Regions from separate parts of the Mus musculus genome. Here region 2 is linked to region 1. The links are chromatin loops, found by intact Hi-C in ENCODE. Cell type or tissue: left cerebral cortex. All regions are shown on one strand. Links, peaks and the distances in the headings refer to the core of each region. The heading gives the core; the rest is flanking DNA. Region 1 holds the start of Trio (triple functional domain (PTPRF interacting)). Region 2 has its middle 44 kb from the start of Gm31458.

Region 1 (15,101 bases), core at 2,330-10,329:
GAGAGTCAATGAGCGATTTTTGGGTCTCCATATTTTTGAAGGGAGATGCAGAGCAGTGCAGGCTGGTCTCTACCTTGGGCCTTTCCAGCTTTGTAGCTTTATGGTCCCCCCCAACCAGAGAAGTCTAAGAATGCAGATTTATCTGGTTGTTTTGCTGAACTGACTTAGCATGACTCTTGCATATGGAGAGGCCAAGGTTCTGAAGGTTAGCACCTCTTCGCTCATGTTCCTTAATCTGGCTCGGCACCAACTGGAGAGCCATGGATCCACCCATGCCTGTACATTGTGAGCACTCACTCTCTGGGTTCACACCCTTGGTGAACTAGGCAAGTCTAGAGGCCCATGGTGGTCTATACCTCTGAATTCAGATTTGTAGCTATGAACAATTTGGATGCAGTTGGGATATGTTCCTTAAAGGTCCATGTGTTGGAAGCTGGTTCCCAGTACTGAGAGGTCGGATGGAACCTTTAAGAGACATGCACTAGTGCAAAATAACTAGGTCACCAGGCACAGCAGTTGTAAGTTAGTATAGTTCTCACGGGACCCAGGCTAGATCTTTGGAGAGGGTTCCATAAGAGATCAACGTAGTTACCTTCCTGGGATCCCTGTCTTCTTCTTCTCACACAGGCTCAAGTTATGACCCCATCCACTGCAATATCATGTAGCCAGGGTGCCTCACCAGAGCCCAGACTAATGGGACTATCCGATCCAGATTCTAGACCTTTAAAACTGTGAGCAAAGCAATCCCCTTTCGCTCACAAGAAAGCCAAGAGTAAGTATCAGGTTATAGTAGCAAAGAGCAGAAGAATCCAGGTTCTACACTGTGGCCAACAGTTGTACCAACTGGAGGTTTCCACAACGTGTTTTCATTCACATCTATTCCTATAGCCACTTGTTAAGTTGAATTTCCTACATTCTTTTGTTCCTTTCTTTCTTTCTTTCTTTCTTTCTTTCTTTCTTTCTTTTTATTTATTTATTTATTTATTTTTGGATGTCATAGTCATCCAACAAATACTATCCACAAGATGACTCTGTTCCTAAAATAGCAGAGTCACTCCAAATAACCCCAAAATACTAGATATGTGTAGTGGCCTATGTATCAATTTTCTGGGGTTACCACGACTGTGAAGTACTATGAACCAGGAGACTTTAACGATAGAAGTTTATCACCCCAGGCTTCTAGAGATCTCAGACTTCTTTAGTCTACAAGTCTGAATCATACTTGGGCAGGGCAAGGATCTTTCTGAAACCAATAGAAAAACCCTTGCTAGGCTCTTCGTTGATTTGTTGATTTGCCAATAGCTTTTGGCATTCTCCAAGTTTGCCCTCAGCAGGCCACCCTCTTACAAGAATATCACTTGAGCATGACCCCAAACTTGAATAATCACATCTGTCATGGCCTTATTTCTAAATAGAGTTGCATTGTAAGGTATTCAGAGTTATGAGTTTAGCATACTTTGGGGGAGGGGGGGGAGTGGGAGATATATAGCTGTACCCATATCAACTAGGATACAAGTTAAGACATAATATTTATATTAAAATACATGCAAATGAATGAGAAGAAGAAAACATTTCACCTTCGTTTAGAAGAAAAGACTTTCCAATTCAAAGACATGTTTGCTGTTCGATGGCTTCTTGCAGTCACCTCCCAGACTCTCAAGGAAGTAACTGTCTCCTGCTTTTTCACTCACCTCGAAGAGTTCCCTTGGTGGGAAAAAAAAATACGTGAGAAACATCAATAAGGGACCCATAGGAGCATGGGCCCATAGGAGAGGCTCAGTCAGCAATGCTGGCTACACAATCATGAGAGCCTGAGTTCAGATCTCTAGCACCTACATAAAAAGGGGGACGGGGCTGGAGAGATGGCTCAGTGGTTAAGAGCACTGACTACTCTTCCAGGGGTCCTGAGTTCAAATCCCAGCAACCACATGGTAACTCACAACTGTCTGTAATGAGATAGGATGCCCTCTACTGCTATGTCTGAAGACAGCTACAGTGTACTTACATACAATAATAAATAAATCTTTTTTTTTTTTTAAGCCACTTACATGGTGATTTTGTACTGCTGATCCCAGCACCGGGGAAGTGGACACAGGAGGATATCTGGAGCTTACTGGGCAGCTGGTCTGGCTGAATCAGTGACCTCCAGGTTCAGTGAGAGACTACACTGCAAATGTGTGGTGGGGGTGATAGGTCAATGAAGACAACCAACGTGGACTTCTGAACTTCATACACGTGTGTGCATAGCGCAACATACATGCACCCACACCCATATATGAACTGATTGGCCTAGTAAGGAAGAGGAGGCTGGGTGGCATACAGTTTAACACCAGACATATCAGCCATGTGACCGTGGCAGGGTCTTTATTTTCTTGTCTTACAACCAGTCATTTTCTTGCACCATATGCTCTGCTTCATAGTCTCACTGTGGCCCCTTCGTCAGTATGCTGGTGTTCCTAAAGGTTGGACTCAAAGGACAAAGAGCACACAGATGATAAATCTGCCCTTTTCTGCTTGTAGCTCATGGGGATCAGTACCCAGTTACATGAACACCAGAGTTGGGAAACACAGGTTTTTAGCGGGGCTTGATGTCCACCAAGGAGAACAGCACTGTCTCTGTGGCTGTTGCACTGTCTACCACAGCTCATGTTGTGCATTTTGTCTCCTGTCTTCAGGCCTCATATAACTCCAGGTACACAAGAAGCACACTGGCATCTGCATGCCAATTGCAAAGAATTACTTCATCTCCTAGGCAAGACGTTGAAGACGAATCTTGGAAATCATAGAACGTGGCACACGATTAAGTACCCAAATGACTGATGGGCAACTCAGAGCAGGGAGAGATCAACTTGAGTCATGTAGGAGCTTCATGAAAGCAGATGAAACTGGAGCCGGATTTTGAAGGTTGGGTAGGATCAACAGCAGCTGTCGTGAAACCCTGTTTAGATCTCCCTGCACATGCTCAGATGTCAGGGACAGCCTGCATGTGTGTACCATACTCACACAAAAATTCTCTCTCATTCCTTTCTTGGTCGGAGTACCTGAGATAGAAGAATTGGGCAGAATTTCTATTCCTAGAATAGAGATCTTTTCTTGCCAAATACACCCCAGTCATTCCCTGCCCATTCCAAGCCCCAAGGCCCGGAGCAGTAATGTGACTCCCTTGCATTTCTCTTAAGACCATCTCCCAGAACCCTGAATCTGACCCACCCAGGAACCTTCCAAAGGGAGTTAGCCTTCCCCATCTGTCACTTCCTAGGTTCAGCACCAACAAGCTGTCAGTCAGCATGAGACCATCTAATATATCCTTCTCATTCAAAACATCTTCATTTTCCCTCAACGTTTAAACTTCTCTCCACAGTTTTATATACCAGCCCAAGGTGGGAATTATTATGGGAAGGATACAAAGAAAAATGTTGGCACTGGCTTTGAATTTTAAGAGACGCTTTTAGAATCTCTGGGAGGGAGAACTGAAAAAGAGAAGTTTGTTGGATACTAAAAGCCATTCTCTTTAAGAATAGAAAGGCTACACCGAAGCTAATAGACAAAGAAGAATAAATGAAAAAATACTGGAGTTCAAAAAGGATAAATATTGTTTCATGGGGTTTGCGGGTAGAGATGGGTAGCGTTAAGTCTTAAAGTGAGCCTCTAAGAAAGCCTGTGTCAGGAGGTCTTGAGGATCTAAGACTCTGGGTTTGGGTTGGGACTGAGCACCACAGTGAGCAGCTGAGTATTTCCCCTGATGGCTGCCAGCCGACCCAAGTTCCCATGAGTGGGTAAGGCACACAGTAAGGACCAGCCTCAGCAATGCCCACAATGTAGCCTCAGCAATGTCTACAATCTGGCCTCAACAATGCCAACCATCTAGGCAGGATGTCCAGGTTACAGGAACAGATATGCCAGCATGGTTCTTCATGTTCAAGGATCGGGTACGTTATCTATATTTTTCACTCGGAAGCCTCTGGGAGCTATGTAAAGAGAGAAAGAAGTTATCGATATGAATTAAGAGAAGCATCGTCAACACACCTGAGTTGAAGAGCTGTGAGATTGTGGACTTGCTGACTTGAATTACTTTTGTAAGAGGCTGCTCATCTGATTAAAAGTAAGCTTTAAATATACTTTTTAATCTTAAAATGAGATAGACATTTACTAAGAAGTTGTGGAGAGAGCTCCCATGAACCCCAGGTCTAGTTTCTCGCTTACTATGGATTTGGTGTTATTGACTAATACCCCAACACGCTATTCAGATTTACTCAGTTTAAATCTCAGGAGTTCTTTTGAGACCCATCAAGACCACTACACTGAGCCAAATGTGGTGGCACACAACTGATTTGTTTGTACTTACACATCTAGTAAACGTACTTGGGAGGCCCATGTAAGAGAATGGAGAGTTCAAGGCCAGCTTGGGCCATGGATGGAAAACCTGTCACAGAACAAAACAACACGAGCAAACCACCACACTGCACTGAGTTCTAACACCATCCCATGGTTCTCGCAGCATTCTACAACTATCTGTTTGCCTTTTCTTATTTTTGCTGACCTTGAAAGTCTGGGAGAGTGCTGGTGAGGTAATTTATAGGAAGTGCCTCATTCATAGGATGCTGTTATCTTCATTTGGAGCTTGGAGTTTTGGAGGGGAGGCACAGGGAGGAACACTGCCACTTTTATTATATCTAGAACACAGTGTCAAGGTGACTTACTGATTCTTAAGTTCACCTTGATCAACGGGCTGGGGCAGAGTAATGGTTTCTCTGTTAGAAAGTTCCTTACCAGTTTTGTTCTCTTTGGAAGGTAGTGTGCAGCCTGTACCCTGCGAGAGGGGAGTTCTGCTCTGTCTCACTCGGGACAATCTCTACCTAAGTTACTTGTACTTCTGCCTTTGTCACTTCTACCCCATTTGCTTATTCCTTTACATCAGTATGGACTCAAAAATATTTATTTATTTTTTTTGCTTGTAATCAAACAGTGCTATGTTGTCTTTCTGAAATTGTTCTGGCTTGGGCCATGAAGAGCTCTTTCGACTGTTTCCTTTGTGTCCTGGGTAATCTTTTTCTGTGCTGCTTCCCCCCCCCCCCCTTGGGAAGTCATTTCCTTACCTTCTGGCACAACAGGGTGCTCATGTTAAATACTTCCTGCCCCACTACCAGAATCACCCATTTTCCCAAAGAGCCTGAATTCCTTTAATTGGAGGAAAGTATTAAAAACAAGATCTGAGAACCATAGAAACGCTCCATCTGTGGTAAAATACTTACTCTGCAAGCATGGGAACCTGAATTCAGTTCCTCGGTATTCCAGCTTTTTACTGCAGCTTGGGCACTAGGGAGGCAGAGATGGGAGGATCTTTATGTATTGCTAGTCAACTGTCTAACTAACCAAGGAACTCCAGATTCAGTGAGAGACTCTGCTCCAAAAAAACTAAGGTGAGAAGTGGATGACTGAGTTAGACACTGGGTACCTACCTCTTGTATTCATATAAACACAGACCCAAAACACAAATGTCGATAGTGCGTGCAGGCACACATGAGAGGCAGAGAGACAGTCATCAAAACGCTAGGTGTTTCCAGGGCCAATTAATTGACAGAGCAAGAAAATACAGGCATATGTACTATCATGCGGTCCAAAATATAAGCACACAGCTGTAGATCTTTACACACACCTATTGCAAGGTGAACACAAATTCCTATGGGTGTCTTCAAACTTCATCCTGACCGAAACCAAGCCTTCTAGCCCTTTTCCCTTGCTTGTCTGAGACTGCCAAGGGGAAAAGATCTGGTGGTCACTTAATCATCGTTCTCCCGTTAAACATAGGTGCGGGGTGTAGTTTGATGGAATTTGTTGATCTGTTTTCTCCTGCATGTGATTCTCAATTACCCGGCGCCCATTCCTTCACTGCACTCATCTTGCAGCCGTGACATAAAGCAGAATTTGATATTCCACACATCTGATTTAACGTACATTTTCTTTAAAAGTCCCTTTCCTCTGGTCTCCCCTGCCTCCATCATCTTCCCACTACATCTGGGTAGCCTGAGGACCCAGCACACTTGGGAGATGGGGATTCCCCGCAAGCACCCCCTCTCTCGCGCCTGCTTTTTACATACAAGGAGACGGTAGACTAGAGCAGATAATCTGTTTTCACTGCCTCTCTGCTCATTCAACAATTATCCCGCCCCTTCTACATGCCAGTGACAGCGCTGTGCCTGCGAAGGCCACACCAGCTCCATATCCTGGTCGCTCGGCCCCGCGGGTGACATAAATAATAATGAAAACGCTCCAGCGCTAGGACCGCTTGCAGTGCAGGCGCGAGAGTCCTGGCAGGGGGCGCAGTGCCCGTCCTGGAAGGCCAGTGTGGCTCGGTCACACTTGTTCCTGCTCCTCCCAGGTTTGGAGCAGCCCTGGAGGAGGAGACCTGGCCCGCTCCACGTTCTCTCTCAGCCACTCCATTTCGCCCTCCGGGCTCCCAGGCGCGGCTCCGCCCCTCCAGGACCCGCCCACAAAAGGCCCCGCCCACCAGCCGAGCCCACGCTCCGGCCGCTAACGAAGCTCTCCGGAAATTCCCGAAGCCCCTCTTTTTCCTTCCTCTCCTTTCCCTGCTCTCCCTTTCCTTTCACCCGGGCTCCCTCGGCCGTGATTTCTCCCTCCCCCTCCTTCCTTCCCCGTCGGAAAGCAAGATGGAGGCTCGCTGCTGCCGCCGGCGTTCGTGATCGCGGAGCTTCGCAGCCCCGGCCCCCGCCCTCGCGTGTCCGCGCCGCTGCCCGTGCCCCGGCCGGCCACGCCGAGGCCGTGGCTCCGCGCGCCCGCTCCGCGCCAGGCTCGCGGCTCCCGGGCGGTGTCCTCGTCTATGTGGGCGCGCTCCTCGGGCCGAGCCGCCGCCGCCCGCCGCCCCGGGGCTGTGCGTCCGCGCGCCGGGCGCGGGCAGCTGGGTGCTCGGCGCCGCCAGGCCAGGCGCAGGCGGCTGGGTGCGCGGAGCTAGGGGCGCGGGGCCCGAGGCGGGCTCGTCCGCCGCCGAAGCCATGAGCGGCAGCAGCGGCGGTGCCACCGCCCCGGCCGCGTCCTCCGGCCCCGCGGCAGCGGCCAGCGCGGCGGGCTCCGGCTGCGGGGGCGGCGCCGGCGAGGGCGCCGAGGAGGCCGCCAAGGACCTAGCCGACATCGCGGCCTTCTTCCGATCCGGTGAGTACCGCGGTTGCCCCGCGCGCTCGGCCGGCCCGGCGCGCCCGGATCTCCGGCCCGGTATAGCCCTGCGCGCTCTCGTCCCTGTCGCCGCATCGGGGCTCTGCGATCCACGCCGGCGTGTCAGGTTACCCACGCCGCCCTTGTGCTGCGGCTCGTCCCGGGCGCCTTCACTCGCTTTCCCGGCGCTCGCCCCTCGTGCCAGGCTAGACACCCCTCGGCCTCCCGTTTCAGCGGCCACGGCCCCGCGGGTAGGGGCGCCGGCTCTTTGTCTCTTGCTGGAGGGCCGAGGAGGCGGCGGCGGGGACGGCGTGGGCGGAGGCCGGTGTCCCGGAGGACGAGCTCACCGGGACCGGGGACAGCAGCTCTGCCCTGTAATAGCTTTTGGGCCGCTGGTAGCTGGACCACCAACCCCATTATCAGCGAGTGTCCCGACTCGGGGCTCTAGCCTGTCATCCAGCCTTGGTGTACGGTTCTGTGAAACGGGGCAGCCATCGCACCTCAGCCCAGGAACCGAGGACGGTGGCCGAGCTGAGGCGGCGGTCGGGTCGAGCCATTGTTTCTGGGGGAGGCCCGGGAAGGACATCTGGGACCGTGGTGGCCCTTGGGAGAGGCGTGGGACCAGGGCTGGCGGGCACTGCGTGGGTGGCGTGGACCTGGAGGCAGTGAGGGGCAGTTTAGGGTCCGCTCTGGCGAGCCGGAGGTGGCCGAGGAGGAGGCTAGCCCGGAGCCCGGCGGGCGGGAGGGGCGCTGGTGTGCTGCGCAGGGGGCGTGACGGGGCGTCCCGGGGACCCCGGTAACGGCGCCTCCTCCAAGCCCGGCCCGGCCCAGATCCCGCGCGAGCCCGGCTCGCGTCCGCGCGTCCCTGCGTGCAGTCCGGTTTGCTTGCGCGTCCGGGAGGCGGCGGAGGGCAGCGGCGGCCGGGGGCCTGCAGTTCGGAGAGCAGTCCCTGGCCGGCCAGGCTTGGGAGTGAGGATGCAGACTCCGCGCTGGAGAGCCAGAGAGGGCGGCCCAGGTCAGGATCCGGACGGACGGGCGGGCCAGGGAGGGCGCGGGGAGGCTGTTTGCCCGCCTCCGGGAGGACGGAGAGCCTCGGGGTCTGGTGAGCGGCCTGCACCGGGGTGAGCGCGGGAGGCTGACAGCTCAGGGTCTCAGTGGCCTCTTTCAAAGTCAGGTCCCAAACTGGAAGAGATCAGGGCCGCAGTCCAGGTCATTAGGAGCTAGCAATTGAAGCGACCAGCCTTGGGCGAGGCAGATAACTTCTGGGCCGTTAGACACCTGGTTTAGTTCTGTCTTCTTGATCTTTGTCTGGCAGGGTTATTTTTGATTCGTCTTAACCGATTGGTTATGAAGAGAAGTGACACGTTCCGTCTCGACTGTGTCAACTTGGGTTTAGTGTGCTCTTTCCAGCTCTCCCTCTCCGGTGAGGGCCTTGTAGAAAGCTGAGGTTTAGAAAGACATGAACTCCTTCAAATGAAAGCTTTAACGGTTTTTAACAATGTATTATTTATTTTTTAGTGTGTGACTGGCTGGAGGCATGGCCCAAAGCCACCATTCTTTCTTTTTTTCCATCACCTGTCACAGACTAAATGGTTTTGTGCAGAATTCATCTTCCCAATGTTCTTGCGTCCTAGAGGTGGATTTTTTTTTTCCCCTTATGGCTTAATGCACAGTTCAGGAATGACTTGTTTCCAAGATTCTCCAAAGACATGCTGGTCTTGATTGCCTCTCTTCACTCTGGGCTCTGCTCTTACTGTTCGTAGTCCTGGGTAGCTCGTTCGTTTTAGAGTTCCTGATCAGGTAAAGCCGCTTACTGCCTTGTTTCCTTTATTCCACCTCCAAAGTGACTTGAAGGAGCCAGCGCAGATTTTCAGTTGGTTTCAGAGTTGTCCCATCCCCCTTTAGAATTTCATTTCACCCTCCACTCTGAATCCTTGCCCCAGATCTCAGTGGTTGGCATGTAGGCTGGTGTGTCTAGCAGAGGATACCTAGGGGCTGGTCAGTTTGAAGCATAGACATCATGGTTTTAAGGGTGGCCTTGGTTGGAGACCTCCTGGAAAGAGATCAGTTCAGGTAGGAGCCCTCCTGGAAAGATTTGATTGACTGTGAATAAGGAGGAGTTGTCAGATCCATCTCTTCTGTCTTCAGGATGTGCAGACAGGGAAAATCCGTCCCTGTTGACTGGGAGGCAAGGCACCTTCTCCAAGGTCCCTGAGCCTGGTCCTCAGGGCACGTTCTATTGCTTACCTTTTCCTTCTCAGTCCTGTAGCTGTAGTTATTTGGTCCCCTCTTCTGTTTATCCCTTTCTTGCTTCTTTATTAAGCTTTATTTTTGTAGCCATAGACTGAAAACTGGTACCCATGGTTGGATGGAAGGGACAAGCTATCAGCTCAAACAGAACTTTTTAACAGAGAAGCTCAAAAATAGAATGAGCTACTGTGTCACTTCCCCCACCCCATCGGTGGAGGTGTGTGTTCAGCAGAGAGGCTGCCACCTGCCTGCATTCAGGTGGGTGGGTGCTGGGGACTGGATGTCTACCCCGAGCATGGAGGAGATTGCCCTTGGGGAGTGCTTCTTTCTGTAGGTTTAGTTCCTTCAGAACTGTGGGTACCCACACATTGTTTTTTCAGCTCTCTTGAAGTCCCAGGGCATAGTTTCCTTTTCATCCAACCATGGGTACCAGTTTTAGTCTATGGCTCCGAGAGAGAGAGAGAGAGAGAGAGAGAGAGAGAGAGAGAGAGAGAGAGAGAGAGGCACAAGCTTAGTAAAGAAGCAAGAAAGGAATAAACAGAAAAGGGGACTAAGTCACCCAACACCTGTCCCACTAAGGCTCTCCCCTCTTCTGCTGCTGTGGCCTTCTCTGCTAAACACTCTACTAAAGGAAGTTCCTTGTTCATTTTGGCAATCCTGACCAACTATACTTAGGCTTGGTCTACAGTGGCAAGCTGACTGGTGCTGAAGTGGGTTGAGTAGGCAGCCATCAGGGTTTTTGGTTTTGTTGTTGTTTGTCAGTGGAATTTGAACTTCACCTTTCTTTGTTCAGAATGGGACACTGAAAAAAAAAAGATGAGGAAAATTTCAAAACTAAACCAAAACAAAGAGCTGTCACAGACTGGAGCTGGACCAGCTTTTTTTTTTTTTTTTTTTTTCAGATAGGGAGTCAGACTTACAGGGAGCTCCTGTGACTTTCTCCCAGAGTGCAGCTGGGTAGGGATGGGATCAGGGCTGAGAAGTCTGATAGGACACCGGTGCTCCTTCCTGGATGCCTCTCATGGCCAGGATGTTGCTTACATTAGTTCTCACCGCCCCTGGGACCAATCACTTTTATTGCCAATCTATTTTGGGTCCCTGTCCTTGTGGCAGTAAATCATTCTTTCAGAGCTCCGTATTTAACCTTGCAAGACTGTGTGCACAGGCTGGGGAGGGGGGGGGCACTTACATAAATGCATTATTTTTAACCTGCCTGGCATGCTTTGGTTGGCGTTAAATGAATGCGTGTGGAGAACAAAGGTTTGTGGTTCTTCTGAGGCCACCACGCTGGGGTTTCTTTCTTAGTAAGTCTCATTCTGGGTGCCTCTGCAGCTCCTCGCTTACCGAGGGAGGACGACGCTTACCGAGGGAGGACAACGTGAGTGTGTCACCTTGGGAGGGAGCAGCATGCAAGCTTTTTTTATGCGTTGATGCGATGGTTTTCATATGGAGGATGAGGAAGCTTTTCTTGATATTTATTCTCTTAGTACCGAGGAAGTGGCGGGCGTCAGATTCGAGTTCTGAGGCTTGGAAGCTGTGGTCATTCACGTACTAAACAGAGATTGTGTTCTCAAGAAGGTCCCTGGTACCCTGAGTGTTTTGAGGAGGAAAGCTTGGGGGCAGGGGAGTGGGGATGCTCTGTGCTAGTGTGTGTTGGTCGCTCCTTTTTAGGTGTCACGGCTAGCTAAGCTGTTTCAGAGGAAAGTAAGGAGTCTTCCATCAAGACATTGCAAACTCACTCACTGAGGTGGGATGTTACTTGATTTCCCCCCCCCCCCCCATGCTCTTTTAACTCTCTGAACTTTTCGCCAAGATTTTAAAATGAAGTCTGTGGTGATGTTCAAAGTGAAAGGCGTATTAATTGTGATTTTTTAAAAAAAGGTATGATTAACAAAATACAATTAAGGTACTTTTAAAAAAGACTTTTTAAATGTTATGATGATGGATTTGGATACTGGAAAGCAAGAGGTAACGTTTGAAGTTATCGACTTAAATGAGCCATAGCTGATACTTACTTTGTTTACTTTATTCCTGCGCCGAAGAAAATAAAATTTTAATCTCATATTCTTGGCAGGATTCCAGAGGGAAGTCATATTCTTAATCAATAGCCACACTTACCTAGAAAAATCACTTATGTTGATAGGAGCGAGCTGTGTTAGACGATAAAAAGCAGTAACGGTGACCTTCCAATCCTTCATCAGCTCTACAGTGGCGTGGCCAGGGTTACCTTGAGCGTGTTATCTTGACAGGACGGCAGGAAGACAGGTCCTGCTCGGACACTGAAGGAAGAAAGCATTTGAGTGGCACTTCTCTGAATTCCTGTGGAATGTCTTTCCTGCCTGGGTGTCCTTTCCCTCATTCCTGCTTCTCTTGTCCTTTGGTGAGCTGGCAGGGGCCGAGCCATCTGCCTGGAGGACAGGTGTGCTTTGCATCTTCACTTTATTGAATCAGATGCAGCGGCCAGGAGAGGTCCACAGCTGGAGCAAGACCCTGGCTCCCTCCCAGAGTGCTCTTCTTTCTTTTCAGAGTTCTCAGAGGAGGAGCTGTCACCAAAGGAGTGGCACAGGAATGGCCATGAGGAGCTTTTCTGTGACCACTGCAGAGCTGGCTGCTTTATCACATTTTGGCTTAGTCCCTGCCTGTGTCTCTGAATTGATAAAAAGCAGCCTAAGGCTGTGGGGGAAGGCCCTACAGGTGTGGGTGTGTGGCTGTCACCTCTGCTTTCTGTCCCTGAGTTTTCCTGATTTCTGGTGTTAGATTCTCCTTCCTTTAAAGTAACTTTGCCTTACCTAACTCTCCACCAAACCCCTTCTATACTTCAGCTCCCTGCTGGCTTAAAGAGACCAGTATCTCTAATAGGCTGTCCCAAGGTTGTGATGTGATTAGGCCTTACACGCAAGACCTCCTTGTTTATGGGAAATCTCCCTCTGAACATTTATGGTTAATCTGTAAATGTTCATTTGCAATTCTTAGTCAATAGTAGACACATTAAATTTCCTTCATAACTGTGTTTTGACTTCATAATTTCCCCTTTCTATTCTTTATCCACCTAAGGAAGCCCCTTAAGATCCAAATAAGGAGCCGCCTGCTTTCTTGGGAAAGTTTATATTGCTTGTCACAGAGCTGGTGAGAGATGTTCACTTGGGCTGCAGTGAGCAGAGCTGCAGGAAGAGGGTGACCTCTGGAATTGTCTCTCTCCAGAGACTTTGCCCCCTGTGGAGTGTTTAGTCTGAGGGCCACATGTGCTCTGCAGGCCAAAGATCTTTTGTTGACAAATGTACTTGACTTTTAGCTTCCTAGCTCCTTGTCTAAGATCCTCTTGGGAGGGGATTACAAAGTCACCTATAGACAAGTGTGATGTACTAGATATATCACCCAATTTGGTTTTTTTCTCCGAAAATAAAAGTTCCTTCCTGGGTTCCCATGAGAAGTGTGCCTTGCGGGAAGCCATCTGGTATGTAAGTAAGAGGTAAGATTGGTGGCTTGAAGCACGACTCACCAGTATTGCAACACTGGCAGCTCTGATTGCTGCTGCTCTGAGTTTTCCCGCTCTCGTGACTTTTACTGCAGTGCCTCTGTACTTCTGGCATTGAACAAGCTTTCTAGGGATTTGGAGATGGGCTGTTCCTGTCTTCCTGTTTGCAGATCATCCTCTTTGTATCGACTTGTCTCATATTCTGATGAGGAGAAGGGAAAGATGGATGGTGGAAATCCACAAGATTTTTAGCAAAATGGAGCTCTTCTTAGTAATTCTGGTTTTGGGGATACTGGATTACATAGATTGTCACTGTTCATGAAGAGAGGGAACCCCAGATGAGTCCCCCTTCTGTGTGTGTCTGTGTGTGTGTGTGTGTGTGTGAGAGAGAGAGAGAGAGAGAGAGAGAGAGAGAGGCAGAGAGAGAGAGACACAGACAAAGAGACAGAGAAAGTGACTCCCCAAACATACCTATTATTCTGAATACTGCATAAGAGCCATTAACACCAGCCCTGCCCTCCAAGAAAAGCTGGCTGTTTGTTAGTATTCTCATTCACTGGCCACTTGGTGCTGTGATTTGCCAGGTCCCATGTAAGATGTCTCTCTCTCTTTAAAACTCAGATCTCCTCTTCAGCATGTGGTGTGGTTCTGGGTTGCAGATGTCTCTGTCAGCTTCTTGTGCCCCAGGTCTCTCTTATAAAAATACCTGTTCCCTTTATTTTCCCAACCTCTGTTGGGCAAGTAAAGGGGCCTCACTGTATACCGCATCCTGTAGAGTCTGGACTGTCATTTGAAATGTAAGACATAGATTCTTGGGTGTTGATGGTCAAAGCTATAATTCCACAGTGTAGTACCAAGTAAAAGTTGACTGAAAGGTTCTAGGATACAGCAAGTGTTTCCCTGTGTTGGTTTGGGCTCTGTAATTTAGTTTCTGTGTCTCTTTCTACCTAATTATATCGCATACTACTTTTACACAAATAACACAAGTAGCCCCACATTGCCAAGGGAGGAGTATGGCTGGCTTGGTTTACTTGACTCACATCTGTTGCAGACCATGGGGAAGTCTTGACTGACGTATTGCTCCCGTGTCTTTGGCTGTCTGGACTGGGTGAAAGTGCTGGGAAATGTCTGTGGCTATGAATGCAGTGTTGGCAGGAGAGGCAGAGCAGGGCCCAATGGAGCTAGCCAGGTAAGGGATTCCTTATGCCATTACCTTGTAATATATTGTAACGAGTCCTAGGGCTTTCTTCCTTACTTAGGGAAAGAACAAGCCAGAGGGCTGGGGAGCATCTTTTCAAGCAGTGGTTTTCCTAAGTGGCCATGGGCGTCCTGGCTTGTCTGTGTTTCTGTTTTGTTCTCTCTGCCCCCTCCTTTGCTGTTTTTCATGCTCTGTACAAGCAGATGATATTGAGAGATTGTGGTGGTGGTGGGAAGGTCATTTGTTCCTTTTCCTTTTAGTAAGACAAGTGTTAGGCATTTGTTTTGGGCTCTTCTACATTTGGGATGCGGTTTTACGAGACTCAGTTGATCTGATCTCCTCAGAGTTGATAGTGTATTGACGAATAAAAGAACAGAATTGGGTGGGTATTTTAGTCTGAAATTGGGGATTCCTTTTTTTTGTTGTTTTGTTTTTTGTTTTTTGTTTTTTGTTTTTTTTCTAGACAGGGTTTCTCTGTGTAGCCCTGGCTGTTCTGGAACTCACTCTGTAGACCTGGCTGGCCAGGAACTCAGAAATCTGCCTGCCTCTGCCTTCCAAGTGCTGGGATTAAAGGTGTGCACCGCCACTGCCCGGCTTGGGTGTTACTTTTGAACCATTATTACGTTAAGTCTTTTATTTCAAAGTAACCAAGGGTAATACAAAGGGCGGTCAGGATGAGCTTCTTTGAATTGTAGCTTCGCTGTTACTTTTGCCTTTTCAGGGTATTTAGTCGGCTGTGTCTTCATTGTTAAATGCATGTAAAGATACATTTACTTGGAAGGGGAAGAAACTAATTTGAGAGGTCAGAACTCATACTCTGCAGAGAAGAAGGCTTTCTCTGATTTGCGAGTTGTTGCCATTTCCCTGTTTGTTTTGTCTGCCTCTGTGGATTTGGATACATCATTTCCCTTTTGATCCTGAACCATCCCACAGCAAACGGTAGAAATGATGACGTCCATCGCCTGTAAATCAGGAGAGCTCAACCTGTGGGTCGTGATCCCTGTTGGGGGT
Region 2 (15,101 bases), core at 3,057-11,056, 85 kb before region 1:
AATTAAATGTAGTACAGGCCACAGCAACAGAATAGGTGAACTTGCCAATAAAAATGAGGACAAGCAGACAAAAAGTAAGGTTTCTTCCTTCCATGTTTTCCCCCACCTCTGGGCTGCTACCAGAAGGTATTGTTGGATTTAGGGTGGGTTTTCTGGGGTGACTGCGGGGAGGGGGTAGTGAGTGGGATGCAAAGTGAATAAACAATAAAATTTATATATATATATATATATATATATATATATATATATATATATATATATATATAAAATCCTTCATCCACAAGCACCGAAACTTGGGTTCCAGTTGATTCCCACTACAGTCCAGTTGACAATTAAGATTAACCAGCACAAGTATCAAGGCATTGGAAGGCCAGGCACAAAGAACCATATAGTAAATGGTTCTACTCTAGGAAATACCCAATCCAGATAAATCCATAGAGACAGAGAGGGGGATTCTTGTTTACCACGGACTGGGAGGCTCTAAGAAGTGGGAGAATCTGAGGTGATTCCCAGTGGGCATGGGATTTCCACCTGGAGTGATGAGATTTCTGTAACTGGATAGAGCTGAAATGGCATGAAACTTCGAATGTACTTAAACTTCCCATGATAATGCGCTTCCACACGGTTACATCCACATTTCCACACTGTCTCATCCACCAGTATCATGTCTGTGAATTATTTTACCACGACTCTCTTAGTTACTGACCTGTTGCTGTGCAGAGACACCTCAACCAAGGCAACGCATAGAAAGCTTTTTTCATTGGACGCTCGCTTACCGCTTTAAAGGGTTAGTCCACAGTTATTATTTCAGGAAGCAGACAGTCACGGGGCTGGAGCAACAGCTTCCAGCTTCACATCCTGATCCACAGGCAGCAGGCAGAGAGACAGACAGACAGACAGACAGACAGACAGACAGACACTGGGTTTCTGAAACTTCAAAGCCCACTCGCAGCAACACACCTCCTCCAACAAGGCTACATTTCCTAATCCTTCTTAAACAATTTTACTCTCTGGTGACTAAGCATTCAAATACATGCGCCTATGGCTTCATTCTCATTCAACCCACCACAACAAAAGAAGTCCCATGCATGTGTGTATATGTCTGTAGTGTGTCTTTGTTCACATGGACTAATACACACGTGTGTCAGGGGGTAAAGGTCAGCATGGATAGGTTCCTCAATCCCTCTTCACCTTATTTTGGAGAAAGAATCTATTGTTGGACCTGGAGCTCATTGGATCTTTCTAGGCTGGTTAGCTAGTGAGTACCAAGGAGCTACCCATCTCTGCCTCCCAGATGCAAAAATTACAGACAAGCACTGCTATGCCCAGCATTTAGGTGGGTGCTGGGGGGGGGTGTCAAAACTCAGGTCTCCATGCTGGCATGACAAACATGGCATAGATTAAGCTATCTCCCTAACCCTAAGAGATGCTACATAAAGAAAGAGAATGAAGACAACAAAAGTAGACATCCTTCTATAAGTATGAAAGAAGTAGGTCGGGATTCTAACTGAGGTCAACAAAATTATGAACAGTGAACAAGTATATTAAAAAGTAATTCTGAGAGACTGCCTCATCTGGTGATCCATCCCATATACAATCACCAAACCCAGACACTTTTGTGGATGTCAACAAGCACTTGCTGACAGAAGCCTGTTATAGCTCTCTCCAGAGGGGCTCAACCAGTACCTGACAAATACAGAGGTGGATCCTCACAGTCTACCATTGGACTGAGCACAGGGTCCCCAATGAAGGAGCTAGAGAAAGAACCCAAGGAGCTAAAGGGGTTAGCAGTACCATAGGAGGAACAACAATATGAACTAACCAGTACCCCCAGAGTTCCCAGGGACTAAATCACCAACCAAAGACTACACATGGTGGGAGTCATGGCTCCAGCTGCATATGTAGCAAAGGATGGCCTCATCAGTCATCAATGGGAGGAGAAGCCCTTGGTCCTGTGAAGGTTCTATGCCTCAGTGTAGGGAAATGTCAGGGCCAGGAAGTGGGAGTGGGTGGGTTGGTGAGCAGGGGGACCGTGGACAGGATAGTGGGTTTTCAGAGGGGAAACCAGGAAAGGAGATAACATTTGAAATGTAAATAAAGAAAATATCTAATTAAAAGAAAAGAAAAAAAAGTAATGCTAAAGACAGAGGGAGGGATTGTTGGAGAATAAGGGGTGAACAAAGTTGGCTCTACCACGGAAGGCAAGGCTTGGTTCCACTTTGAGAGCTCAAGAACTTAATCCATGGTAAATGGGGGAAGAGGAGGGTACATGAGCACACTGGTTGATGTGAGGAGAGTACCTGCCAGTCTCCTCTAAAGAGAGAGACGCTTGGTACCCACTCTCAGTACTTGCATCTTTGTGGGATTCTCTGAAAAAAGAAAGATGTCTCAAGGACTACTTAGGAAGAAAGAAAGCACATAGGTGAGACAGAGACAGAGAGATAGAGAGGCAGGCAGAGAGACAGAGGGAGGGAGGGGGCAGGCAGAGAGAGAGAGGCAGGCAGAGAGAGACAGAAACAGAGAGAGACAGAGACAGAGAGACAGAGAGGCAGGCAGAGAGACAGAGGGAGGGAGGGGGCAGGCAGAGAGAGAGAGGCAGGCAGAGAGAGACAGAAACAGAGAGAGACAGAGACAGAGAGAGACAGAGACAGAGACAGAGAGAGACTGACAGGAGCGTGCAGGTGGCTGAGAAATAACTGAAAAGAGGCTTCTGTCATCACCAGAAAACACAGCATCACCTTGAGGACTGAGATTGCTTTTCTGAGTGCAAATGGAGCATGATGGTATCCGAGATTGTTTCGAGTAAGGAAAGACACCTGTGACACATTGCAGAAGTCAGGCTGTCCTTCTGCACATTTGAGTGATGAGTCTAAAATCTCACTCCTCCAGATACTGAGGAGAAGATTTGATCAAAATGTACTACAATCGGGTATGAAATTCTCAAACAATGAATTTTGGAATAAATTCTAGATCACCGACCTGAAGATGAAGCAATGTTTCATGAAGCTGGCAATCTCGACTGCATATGATAGAGTCACAGAACAATGTCCAATCTACTGTTTCTCCACCAGTGTGATTTTTGCCTCCAAGGACATATCTGGCTACATCAGGCAACTATTTTAGGTCTTACAACTGGTCTGATGCTACAGGCTCTAGGGTGCATGCCAGCTAAGCATACCACAGTGCACAGGGCAAACCATCCTCAATAAAGAATGAATCGGTCTCCAGTGTGTCGAGAGCTATGGTTGAGAGATCACAGCCAAATCCAAAGTCCGATCAAGGCACTCATTTTCTCAGAGAAATGACTTCCTCTTAGCTCGGCCTGCCTCAGATTTAAATTTTCAAGGTAATTGGCCTGCTGACTACATTTGGGTGGCAGAGACAGCCTGACCCCAGAGTCTGCTTCTTAACTAGGTTTGCCTGTGCGACATGGCCAGTTAAAGTAAAGACTTTGTACTTTGGTTCTAGGAACCCTACATGAGAGGCTCTGGGGAGTTCTCATGGGAGCTTCCCTTCCCTCAAACTACCTCAGGTCCAGGACTCCATATCAATTCCTTTGAATGAAGATTTCCTTCCCCTGGGAATCAACCTTTGGGAAAACAAGTAGGCATGCTATTCTGTTTTTAAAAGATGACTCTGCATCATAGTCTACCATGATAGTGTTGTTCAACATGATGCACTGTTGAACGTGGATGAGGAGTTTGACCTCCAAACTCCCCACTATGCTCATCTGTAAGATTCATTGTTCACTCTGCATATGTTACAGGTCATCTTAAAGATTACATGAATGTACACCAAGCCCTTAGAATACGTCTGTCACGTAGTAGGTACAGCATATAGTTGCCAACTGTGTTTTCAAACATTCATGGGGAAATCTGAATGGACCCTTTAAAAAAAAAGCATGGCAGAAAAATCAGCCACAGAGCGAATAATGCAGCTTCTGCAGATTCTTTTCAAGTGAAACAAACCATTTGAAACTGAGCATTAATAAGAAGCATTAATGCGAACTTGAGTTGAAAGTGTGAGTGACGATTAACTTGGTTGCCAAGGAGACAGTCCAGGTTGGAAAAAAAAAGCATATTGTTATGGAGGTCAACTCAGAGTCAAGAAGCAGCCCATCACACTCTGTCCTTTTGCCACAAGAAGACAGGAAGAAAATAGCCCTACACAGTGTTCAAAGCCCAAGCCTTGTGGTTTAGAGAGAAAGTCTCACATATTATCAAACACCCTACCTCATGCAACTTAGGACGTCCCATTAGCCCCATAAATTATACGTCTTTCACATATCTGTGATGGAAGGATGTGTGCCTTGACAAAAGGCACTGAAGAAATGAATGTGGACTTTTAATCCCACATTTTGAGAAGGGATGACGTCACCATGTTAGGAAGGCATGGCACGGGAAGCCTGAGGCCACTGGACATGCTGTATCTACAGCCAGCAAGGACAGACAGACAACTGATAATGCTCAGATCCCTCTTTTTCCATTTTTCATTCAATCTGGCACCCCAGCCCCTAAGGTGGTGCTGCTGTCCACGTGCAAGCCAAGGATCGCTTTGGCATTTGAACCCTTCCTGGAAAAACACACGTTCAGGTGTGTTTCTTAGGTGAGTCTAAATTCAGTCAGTCAGCAAAGATGAACAGACACAGCCAAGAAGAGTGCAATAGTGTCCTACTAAGCAGTGAGCAGAGGCTAGAGCCGATGGGGGCTGAAGGTAAACACGGACAGCCGTGGTCTCTAGGATACTTAGAGCCCCCTACACACACCAATGTTAAATCGAAGAAAGATACTGTGCGAAATGGTTTTCTCCTTGCTGCACAAAAAGATCTGATAGAAGCAACCTGTCTTAGTCAGGGTTTCTATTCCTGCACAAACATCATGACCAAGAAGCAAGTTGGGGAGGAAAGGGTTTATTCGGCTTACACTTCCATACTGCTGTTCATCACCAAGGAAGTCAGGACTGGAACTCAAGCAGGTCAGAAAGCAGGAGCCGATGCAGAGGCCATGGAGGGATGTTCTTTACTGGCTTGCCTCCCCTGGCTTGCTCAGCCTGCTCTCTTATAGAACCCAAAACTACCAGCCCAGAGATGGTCCCACCCACAAGGGGGCTTTCCCCCTTGATCACTAATTGAGAAAATGCCTTACAGTTGGATCTCATGGAGGCATTTCCTCAACTGAAGCTCCTTTCTCTGTGATAACTCCAGCTGTGTCAAGTTGACACAAAACTAGCCAGTACACAACCTAAAGTGGGGAAGAAGAATTTATTGAGGTTTCAGAAGTCTTAGTCCACGACTGTGGGGAAGTTCTGGCAGAGTCCGTAGTGGCGGAAATGGAAGTATATAACTATGTGACCTCTTATCACAGCTGTAGACAAGAAGCAAAGAACACAGATCACAACATGAGACCGTGTCACCTTCCAAGCCCCATCCTAAAGGTCCCAAATCTATCAATTGGAACCTATCCTAGAGGTTCCACACCTCCCGGACTGAGCATCTGGTCAAGAACCGGGTGTTCAGATGCATAAGTCTGCGAGGAGACCTCACATATCAGACGATAGCAGCTGGGTGCTTCTCCTGAAAAGAAAAAAGGGCTCAAGGTGAGCCATGATAAGAAAGGGTTATGGGGGGGGGGGGTCTTGGTGGGAATAGCTCTGAAAAATTATTTCCTTATCATAGTCCTGATCAGGAATGGATTTTTCTAAGATGATGATGATGATGATATATATGTAACAAATTTAAAGTAATTCAAGTCATTGATGCCTTCATAACATTGCACAACCATCATCCACATCCAGAGAGTGTTCATAAGATGCTCCACCAGTAGTCACTTCCCCACCCTCAGCCACCAGAACCCTGTTTTCCATCTCAATGGACTTACCTATCCTGGATACTTCCCTATGGTCTCATGAGTCTGCTGCTTTTATTTAGCATGACTTTCAAGTTCTAGCCTGTATTTAAATGTTATTTCTTCTTGAAGCAAATTTTAAATTCTGTTATATAGATAGACGACATTTGATTTGCACCAATGCAGCAGTTAACCTGTGAGTTGTAACTCCCACAGGGACTCTACATATCAGATATTTATGTTATGATTCATATCAGTAGCAAAATTATAGTTATGAAGTAGCATCAAAAATAACTTTGTGGTTTGAGGGTCATCACAGCATAAGGAACTGTATTAAAGGGTCACAGCATTGAGGAGGTTGAGGACCACTGCATTGGAAGCTATTGCCAAACTCAAATTGAGAGACCATGGTGGTCTGCCTGGGCAGGAGAGTGGGGAGGGACACAGCAGACAGATTTAGGTTTCACACTCGGGGAGTGGTTGGTGTTGAGAGAGGAAGGGTACCAGGTCAGCACCAAGGTTGACTCTACGACTTTGCTGGGGGTTTTGAACGAGAGCAATCGAATCTGCAGTAGCTGCTTGTTAAGAAAAGAAGTTTGTATCCCCATCATAAAAGTCAGTTTATAATGGGGAGTGAGTTGTCTATAAGACTCAAACAGGCACGCTGGGTTCCAGGCTTCAGAAGGAATTCCCTGGAACAAGTGACAAGGAGGTATCAATGTACTGCTGGCTTGTCGTGCCTGTCTTGAAGGACATAGAAGAGACCCATCCTGTTCTTTACCTCCCTTTACTTAGAATCAAAGATTCATGTGAATGCATCCGATTTGCAAGCTCTGCCACGTGTCTTGAGTCCTGGTAACAGTTGAGGACTGGGAGATATGGTTGATTTTGCTCTGTGCTTTGGCCTATATACTAGCAAGGGACACCGTTTTAGAGATAGTATCCCAGAGATTCTGGACTGTTTTAAAAGGTACAGACCTGTTACAAAGGGCTTACAATTCAGCCAAAATAAATGTGAAAAAGAAAGAACACAGTTGAAGGAGTTATATGACCTGGATTTCAACACTCACTAGAAAGCCATAGTCATCAAGAGAACAGAAATGACAGAGGACAGTCAAGGAGAATGGAAGTGAAGGAGTCTAGCAATAGAGCCACAGATGGGATTAATTAGTGCTCCAGTAAAGTAACAGAGAATCCAGCAGAAAGAAGCTAGGCCTTTCGATAGAGGCTGCTGGACCAACTCAGCTTCATAAAGAAAAAAGATCTGTATCCTTACCTCACACTCATGCCACACAAAAAACCTAACCCAAGTGTGTCATGAACTTATAAGAGTTTAAGACTATAAAATTGTGTGTGTGTGTGTGTGAGAGAGAGAGAGAGAGAGAGAGAGAGAGAGATCATTGTGAGCTTACAGTAAACAAAAGCTCTTAGGATACACACACACACAAACAGAACCACTAACCGTCAAAGACATTTTCTCAACTCATGGAAGCTGAAGACTCCTCCTTTGTAACAAACACTATGGAGACCATGAAAAAGCAAGCCACCCAAGAATAGAAATTTCCATACATGCGTTCCCCTCCGTGGGCATGTATTAAGAACGTATAAAATGTTTATAGCTCAATTATAAGAAGGCAAACCACTCAGATTTTAAATGGGCACAAGATTTCCACAAACTTTACTGAAAGGGATATGCAAATGGACAACAGGCACATGAAAAGCTTCGCAACATCATTAGTCATCAGAAAAATGCAAATGAGAAAGGCTCAGCGAGCTAGCAGCGTACACCCACTAGAGTCTAAAATTAAAGAGGCTGGCACTGAAGCGCTGGTGAGGAAGTAGAGCGACTGGGGGTGGGAATTTGCTTTGGAAAACAGTTTGGCAGGTTCTTAAAAAGTTAAACATCCACTTAGCATATGACCCAGGAATTCTGCAGCTACATATCTACTCAAGAAAAGTGAACGCATGTTTATTCAAAAGATCTGAATACGAATGCTTTCAGTAGCTGTCTTGAATGAGGTTGTGTTCATCTCTACACAAAAATACTTCTTGGCAATATAAAAGAAAGAAAGAAAGAAAGAAAGAAAGAAAGAAAGAAAGAAAGAAAGAAAGAAAGAAAGAAAGAAAGCAAGCCTCACACATGTAATAACATCATGCATATCTCAGTAACTCTTGTTTAGTGACCCTAAGCCAAACGTTATACCCTACAGTTTTTCCTAGTGAATCAATAAGTCGTAAGGAATTTTGACATAGTTCTCTTATGTCTGCAGATGCCTCAGTGTTTTCCTCAATCATTTAAAGCACCCAACTGAACATGGTGACTCATCCCTGAAATCTTAGTACCAGCAGTACCTGGGGACACTTGAGTTCAAGGACAGCTCAAGGACCCTCTCTTTATATCTTATCTTCTGGATACACATACATACAGAGGGCAACAGACACACACACACACACACATACACACACACAGATAGGCAGGCAGGCAGACAGAGACAGCTCACTAAATAAATGAAATGAAATATCCTTGGTACACTGAGTTTTTCTGGAGTGTGCCAGAAGGCCATGGCAAAATTTGGAAACCATGAAGCTAAAAATTAATTTCCAGTGATTGAAGGAATAGTGACCACCCTGAGCCATCAAGAAATTTTCTAGATGATGGAATTTGGAATTTTAACTATGGTGCTAGTTACACATGTATGTGAACTTTTCGAAACTCACATAACATGGTATTCCCCAAATAGATACATTTTGTTGTACATAAACTGTACCTCTACAAGGATGACTTCAAATTAAAATTCAAAGGTGTCCATCTTAAGGATAAAAATTTATCTTGTGGACACACTCACGCTCTGCTTTCGAGACCCTGATTCTTGATTGCTTGAAATGGTCTCACCCAGCTGTGTCTGAGGAGCATTAGTGAAAACTCTGGTTTTTAAAAATAGGAAAATTTCAATTTGCCCAGTTTAAAAGAGACAAGCAGGAAATGAATGGCTGTCATTATATGTGGTGCAGCTGCTTTGCAGTAGCATTATCTTACAACATAAAGTCCAGCTAAAGACATGTGATTTAATGTAATAGATGAAACAGTAGCATCTTCAGATGTACACTCAGGGAAAACTAGTCCTTTTCAAGTAAAAAGCATGAAGAAGAACTTCTGAGAAAGATTCCTTTCCTTACATTTTCTCTTAAATTCCAAGTAAATCAGATGTGAGTTCATTTCCTTCTATGTTGCAGCCACTAAACGTTTGGGTTTCTGGTATTCCCCATTAAGGTTTGTGACCCAGAGATCTGCGACAATTTTTTAGCTAGATATTTTACAACCAACAATTTTTAATCTTTTATTGGGTTCTGGAGCTAATGGGGCTCAGGCAGGTGTTAATTCATTACACTCTTCCACCAAAGACTTCTCTGGGATAGGATAAATCTATGCTGCCTTTAATGTCCCCAAAGCACTCACACACACACACACACACACACACACACACACACACACACACACACACACATACACACACACACACACACACATCTCTGCGACATTTTCCCTGTGCCAAGGAACTCTTTCCCGGTCTCATACAAAGTTGAATTCTGAAGTTTAAGCTAATTGACTCTTTTCTTACTTGCACAGTTGACAAGACTGCTTTCATCCTGCATCAAACTCCAGGTCCTCCACACCAGCACCTCTGGATACAGATCCACTTTATTTTCTCAAGTCTCTTGCAACTTTCTTCATGCCCACTGGGCACCACAGGACATTCAGTGATTCCTCCCATTACCATGACTTCAGGAAATCTATAACTAAAGTGAGCTCTTGTCTCTGTCTGCCAGTCAAGGGGTGGGGAATGCATGTTCCTTCACAGCTATTCAGGGCACCCTCTTTCTGTCGCCCTGGTAGTATATGGTTTGTCTAATAAGCTATACAATTATGAAGAATGGGGATTTCTCTGAATCTTTCAATATAGGAGTTTATCACAGGAATCCAGAGGCCAGATAACAAACATGACTACTCAGGACAGACGATTTAGCACTATACTGTGCAGCTGGGGGCCAGCATGCACAGGGATCAGGGGCCACTCCAAGTTAAGAGGTGCTGAAAGTTTAAAATATCTTCCAGATTATGAAAGTTTAACTTCAGCATATAATATAAAATAGATCATCAATAGCTTTTATATTGAAGCTGAATATAGTTTAGAGGTAAGATAACTCCTTTGGCTATGCAAAAGTGTGAGCTCAACACCTTCCATTAAAATAATAACCAGTACGTTAAATTACACTTATCACATAATTCCTATGTGGGCCTTCAAGATGATGGCTCAGCAAGTATAGACCCTTGCATAGACCCTTGCTGCCAAGCCTGGTGACCTCATTGAGTTTGATCCCCAAGTCTCACGTGGTGGAAAATAAACTGACTCCCACAAATTGTTCATGCTGTCATGTTCATTGCCATGATGGCCATGGACTCTAACCCTCTGGAACTGTGTGAGCCCTAATAAACTCTTTCTTCTATAGCTCCCTTGGTTATGTTGTCTTTTCATGGCCATAGTAAAGTAACTAAGACAAGCGCTGCTAGGAAATTAAAATATCCATGAGGAATTTTCTCCGGGATGGAGCTGCCCTAGAACAAGCAAATCCCTTTCTTCTTCTACAACTCACTAACCTCAGGAGTGGATGGTGAAGTTTAGATATTACTCCTCCCAGATTGTATTTGCCTAGTGACTTGCCATAATCATATACACCAAGGAACCCTGGGATAGACTGCTCTCCAGTTGAAAGACCAGGGTCTATTCTCAACAATGCTGCTGTGTAGGCTTAGTTAAAGCACTAACCTCAGGGAGCCTCAGATCTCTCCATTCGTTAAAACAGGCAAAGGATATAGCTACCTGACTATTAAAGCCCCCTTTATGTTCTTTCTAAGAGGTCTGAGCCAATATGTGGGAAATATGTGGGTGATTACAATCTCTTGATTTAGTACAGATTCTTTGTCGCCTTTAAATCAAATTCTGCATGCCCAGCCCCCATTGACATTGTCCATAGACCCAGAGCTCCACTAGTTCATCAGTCTTCCTACAACAGCCAACTCAGAAGCTGTTGGATTAGAACTATTTCTACAGGTGACAGTGCAGGCAGCACAAAACATGTAAGATTAAGAAGAGCTTTGAAACTGAGCGGTCATGGATCCATTGCGAGTTATTAAGCAAAGGAAGAATTATCTCAAAGCAGTAATTATCTTCTCTTTCTCACTCATGTTTTCTTGGAAGCCATGCAAATCTTTTCCATACTGGCTCTACTGTGGTTACGGAGATAGACTTCTGACCAATGAACCCACTCCATAATAATCACAGACGCAAAAAAAAAAAAAAATAATAATAATAATAATAATAATAATAATCACAGACGCTAAGGCAGTGCTAGCGCACGTGGGGTCCACACATTTTGCAGCTGTTTCATGTTTTCAAGGAATAACTGCAATGGCTTGCCTACAGGGGAACAGTGAAAGCCACGTGGGCTAAAGCAGATCCTGTGACTCCTCAGGCCTCCAAGGTTTGCCACAGATCAACCACCTGACCGACTCCTGAGCTTAACAGCATGGAAAACCTGAGGTAGGAGGATGGCTGTGCAATGACCGTCCAGAATCTCAGTCATGAGCAGAGACTGCAGAAGAACCAGGAGGCCCCAGAGGATGCAGGAAATGACATAAGGAAGTGGGACTCCCGGACTCCGGGGGAATAGAATGGACTCAGATAAGCACTGGAGCTGACTGAGGGCAGTAGAAGCCTCCCTGGAAGGTCAGCAGGAGACAAAAACACAGACTCACTTCCTCCCCTTCCTGGGGCCATCCCTGAAGCTTCCTGCCAGGGACCACTTCCTTTCATCAGAGCTACTAAGTAAAAGCCAAGAATAATCTAAAAAAATGTGTATGTTTCGAGTGAATTGTTTCCCCTGTGTCTCATGGAAAGAGTTTCTTTAGCAGGAATCAAGGATCACTGGATCTTCAGTCTTGCTACCTTCTGGCTTTCCCTGATCAATGGTGAGGAGGCGGGAAAGGGCCTACACACATTTGGAAAATGATCGCTCCTGACCTGAAGCCAGATATCAGACTGAATAGTGAGAAGGAACATATGATGGAATGGGATGGCAAACCCCATGCATCAGAAAACAGATAAAAAAGTAAACACCATAAAAGAGGAAACAGAAAGGGAAAGAGAAAGGGAGGCCAGAAGGATGGAGGCTCAGCAGGTGAGGGTAGAAGTAAATAGTTCAGATCACACCTTGTAACTGAAATGAGAGCTCCAGGCATTTGTGTCCTGTGCCCTCATCTTGGAATAAAGTCCCCTGGGAAGGGAGAAGCTATATCAGGTGTCTTGGCAGCAGCATGTACCACGGTCAAAGGCTATAAGCTTAGCAACCCAAGAACTGGGGATTCTGTTCAGTCAACTTGACACAAGTTAGAGTCATTTGTGAGGAGATACTCACCTAGCTGAGAATAGAAAACGTTTCTATAAGACTGGGCTGTAGGCAAGCCTGTAAGGCATTTTCTTAAACAGTGATCAATGAGGATCAATGTTGTGGTGGTACCATCCATGGGCTGATGGACCTGAGTTCTATAAAAAAGCAAGCTGAGTGAGCCATGATGAGCAAGCCAGTAAGCAGCATCCCTCCATAGCCTCAGCATCAGTTCCTGCCTCCAGGTCCCTGCCCTGCTCAAGTTCCTGTCCTGACTCCCTTCAATGGTGGACTATGATGTAGAAGTATAGACCAAACAAACAATTTCCTTCCCATACACACTCACACAGACACACAAACACGCATTTAATCAATCAAGTAATTAATTAAGTAAATAAGTAGTGGAGTTTTTATTTTAAAAGAAGAGCATTCTCAACAAAAACAATAACCCACAACAAACCCCAGAATCATCAGGTACATTATTAGGGAACAGCATAGCAAGGAAATGTTCCAGAAAAGGTCCAAGTGAACCCGATTCTTCTAGATAGACTAGGCTTGCTCCAGTAACAACTACATCCTTAAATCCCTGTGACTTAATTAACCACAGCAGGTCTTTGCTTCCCACCCATAAGACATCTACTGCAGCAGCATCTTATCACCCCTGTGACATCTGGAAATCAACCCTCCCTAAGGTCTTCCAGTGTCTGATGGTCCAGCTCTTCCCTGGGCTGAGGCAGAATGCCTCCAACTTGCGATGTATCTGCCTTCTTCTCTCTGTCTGCCTATGTCTTAATTTCTCTAAATTTTTCAAAGATATCAATCTTATCATTAGGCCTATCGGTAAGCTCTTACTGGGTTATATCTACATCGATCCTGTTTCCAATCAAGCTCACGTTCCCAGAAAAAAAAAGGGGGGGGGGGGTTAGAATTTCAACACAATTTTTTATCAGGTCACAGTCCAATGTGTAACTCACACAAAGCCACCAAGGCAGGACAGAAGTCTACCATGGCATGTAAACTTGAAAGTCTGTCCCAGAAGTGAATTCAGTTACTCTTCCCACTGACCAAAATTGGCGTCTGGTGGTGGCCTCACTGTAAGAGAGGAAGGGGAATGTCAAGGCCCACATGGACATGAGCAGAAATCGTCATGACAGTGTTGTCTGTGATCAGCCACTTTATCCTTCAAGCCACAGAAAGCCACTGAATGGGGAAGTGAGCACACCAAAGGATGGAAAGCAAGGGTTTGAACTGGGGAAGATCGCTAGGAAGAAACACGTCCGGGCACCCATTGAAGATGCCATAGAAATCCTACACAGTGTGGGTGATAAGGCTCTGCAGCAGGGCAGTTCTGCTGAGAAGAGAGAAGGAAGCTGGCTATGAGGGTGTCTGGGGAGGTGAGAAAGGATTGTGTCTAGCCTCCAATTCCTGACGTCAAGATATTAAAGGGTTTGAGCCTAATGAATGCATTCTGCCTTCTAAATAGTTTGTCAAGTGCCATAAAGCTATCCATTTGGTAGCTCTCACCAAAGCCAAGGCAGACTTCTGTATTCAGAAACCAGGACAGGAGACAAAGGAGTAATTTCAAACCAGAACGCCTCTTGAGGACTTTGCCCCCTTTACAAGGGAATCACACAAGAAAAGAAAATTGGAAGAATACAGCAAAGGCTTTCTGTTTGTCCTCTGATGTCAGCCCTACAAGACAGGGCCACTCATGGATGAGAGAAAGGCCATCTGAGGCCAGCCAAGGCTACTCCAGATCCTTGCTGGAGACAGTGACTTCCCATTGATTCATAATGGAATTTTGTCCTTGAAGGGGAAAAGATATCCTCAAAAAACCTCCTGTAGGACACTGCCCTCTGCAAGACACACAGCTTTCCAGGGTGAAAGGTGTCTCTTCCTTCCCTCCCTGTTTTCACATTCATTTCTGAGGAAGACTTACATACTCAAGTTTCCTTCCCATTCCAATATGGCCTTTCCAAACCCATTAGCCTGTTACTCAATGCTGAGGGGATTTTTGAAGCACAATGCCCAGTAGAATTTATTCCTCAAGAGAAGCCACAGCCCCTGGAGGGAGACAAGTTGAGGGTCCCTCCCAAGTGGTACAAGTTGTGCAAAGGCCTAGGGTTGTATGCAAAAGCTTCTGTCTGTGTCGTTAAGGGTTCAACTCCCCGATGGGATGATTTCATGGTGGTGTACATATGCCTTCTTTTTTAATTCCCTAATTTATATTTTGAGATCATAATATAATTACGTAATTTATCCCTTTCCTTTTCCTCCCTCCATACCTTTCTATGTATCCTTCCTTGTTCTCAAATTCACAGCCTCTTTTTGTTTTCCTTAATTGCTGATCCATACACATACACACACATGACACACATGCAGTTTGTCCCTCCATCTTTCTGTAATCCAGAAATTTAACTTTCAATCCAGTATAACATTGCCCAGACTACAACAATCCTGTCCCCCTGCCTCCTGCATGGAGGGACTGCATCCAACTGCCCTCTGCTTACAGAGGCAAGTGATTCTGTCCCAATCTCGGTCCAGTAAGCAGTTTTCTAAACATACCAGAAACCCCCAGAGTCAGTTAGAGCTCAATACATTCCTTAAGAGTTTTGGAATTTGAAAAAAAATACTCAACGCTTCGAAAATGTGTCTGCTAGGATTCTGTCTCGTGTCACCCCCATTTCCCACCCAAACTCAAACCCCTCAACTTCCCTGTTCCAAAATTGTTTCTACTAAACCTCATTGCACCGAGCAAAATCAGGTCAGGAAAGCCACTGTAGAGCACAGCCTTATGGTGGAAGATCAAAGGCA

Evidence for each region. Hi-C counts contacts between places; a loop is a spot of excess contacts. Peaks named below come from ENCODE experiments on the same cell type or tissue, not always from the same donor. Only the 100,000 strongest peaks of a DNase experiment are listed, where the experiment ranks them.
Region 2: a loop joins it to region 1, with 4 times the contacts of the local background. A loop is called at or near these places in 2 of 42 quality-filtered maps.

Annotation. Positions count from the first base shown.
Region 1 is chr15:28,017,406-28,032,506 of GRCm38, reverse strand. Trio (triple functional domain (PTPRF interacting)) reads left to right here and starts at 6,659. Exons shown (of 57, transcript NM_001081302.1): 1 at 6,659-7,167. The coding sequence starts at 7,011. In left cerebral cortex, for the core only: a CTCF peak has its summit at 6,324; DNase peaks (open chromatin) are centred at 6,462, 7,552, 7,884 and 8,849; H3K4me3 peaks cover 3,341 bases; H3K27ac peaks cover 2,821 bases.
Region 2 is chr15:28,102,650-28,117,750 of GRCm38, reverse strand. No RefSeq gene overlaps it. Among named protein-coding and RNA genes, the nearest start is that of Gm31458, 44 kb to the right of the region's middle. In left cerebral cortex, for the core only: no CTCF peak of the experiment used is centred there; a DNase peak (open chromatin) is centred at 7,624; H3K27ac peaks cover 289 bases.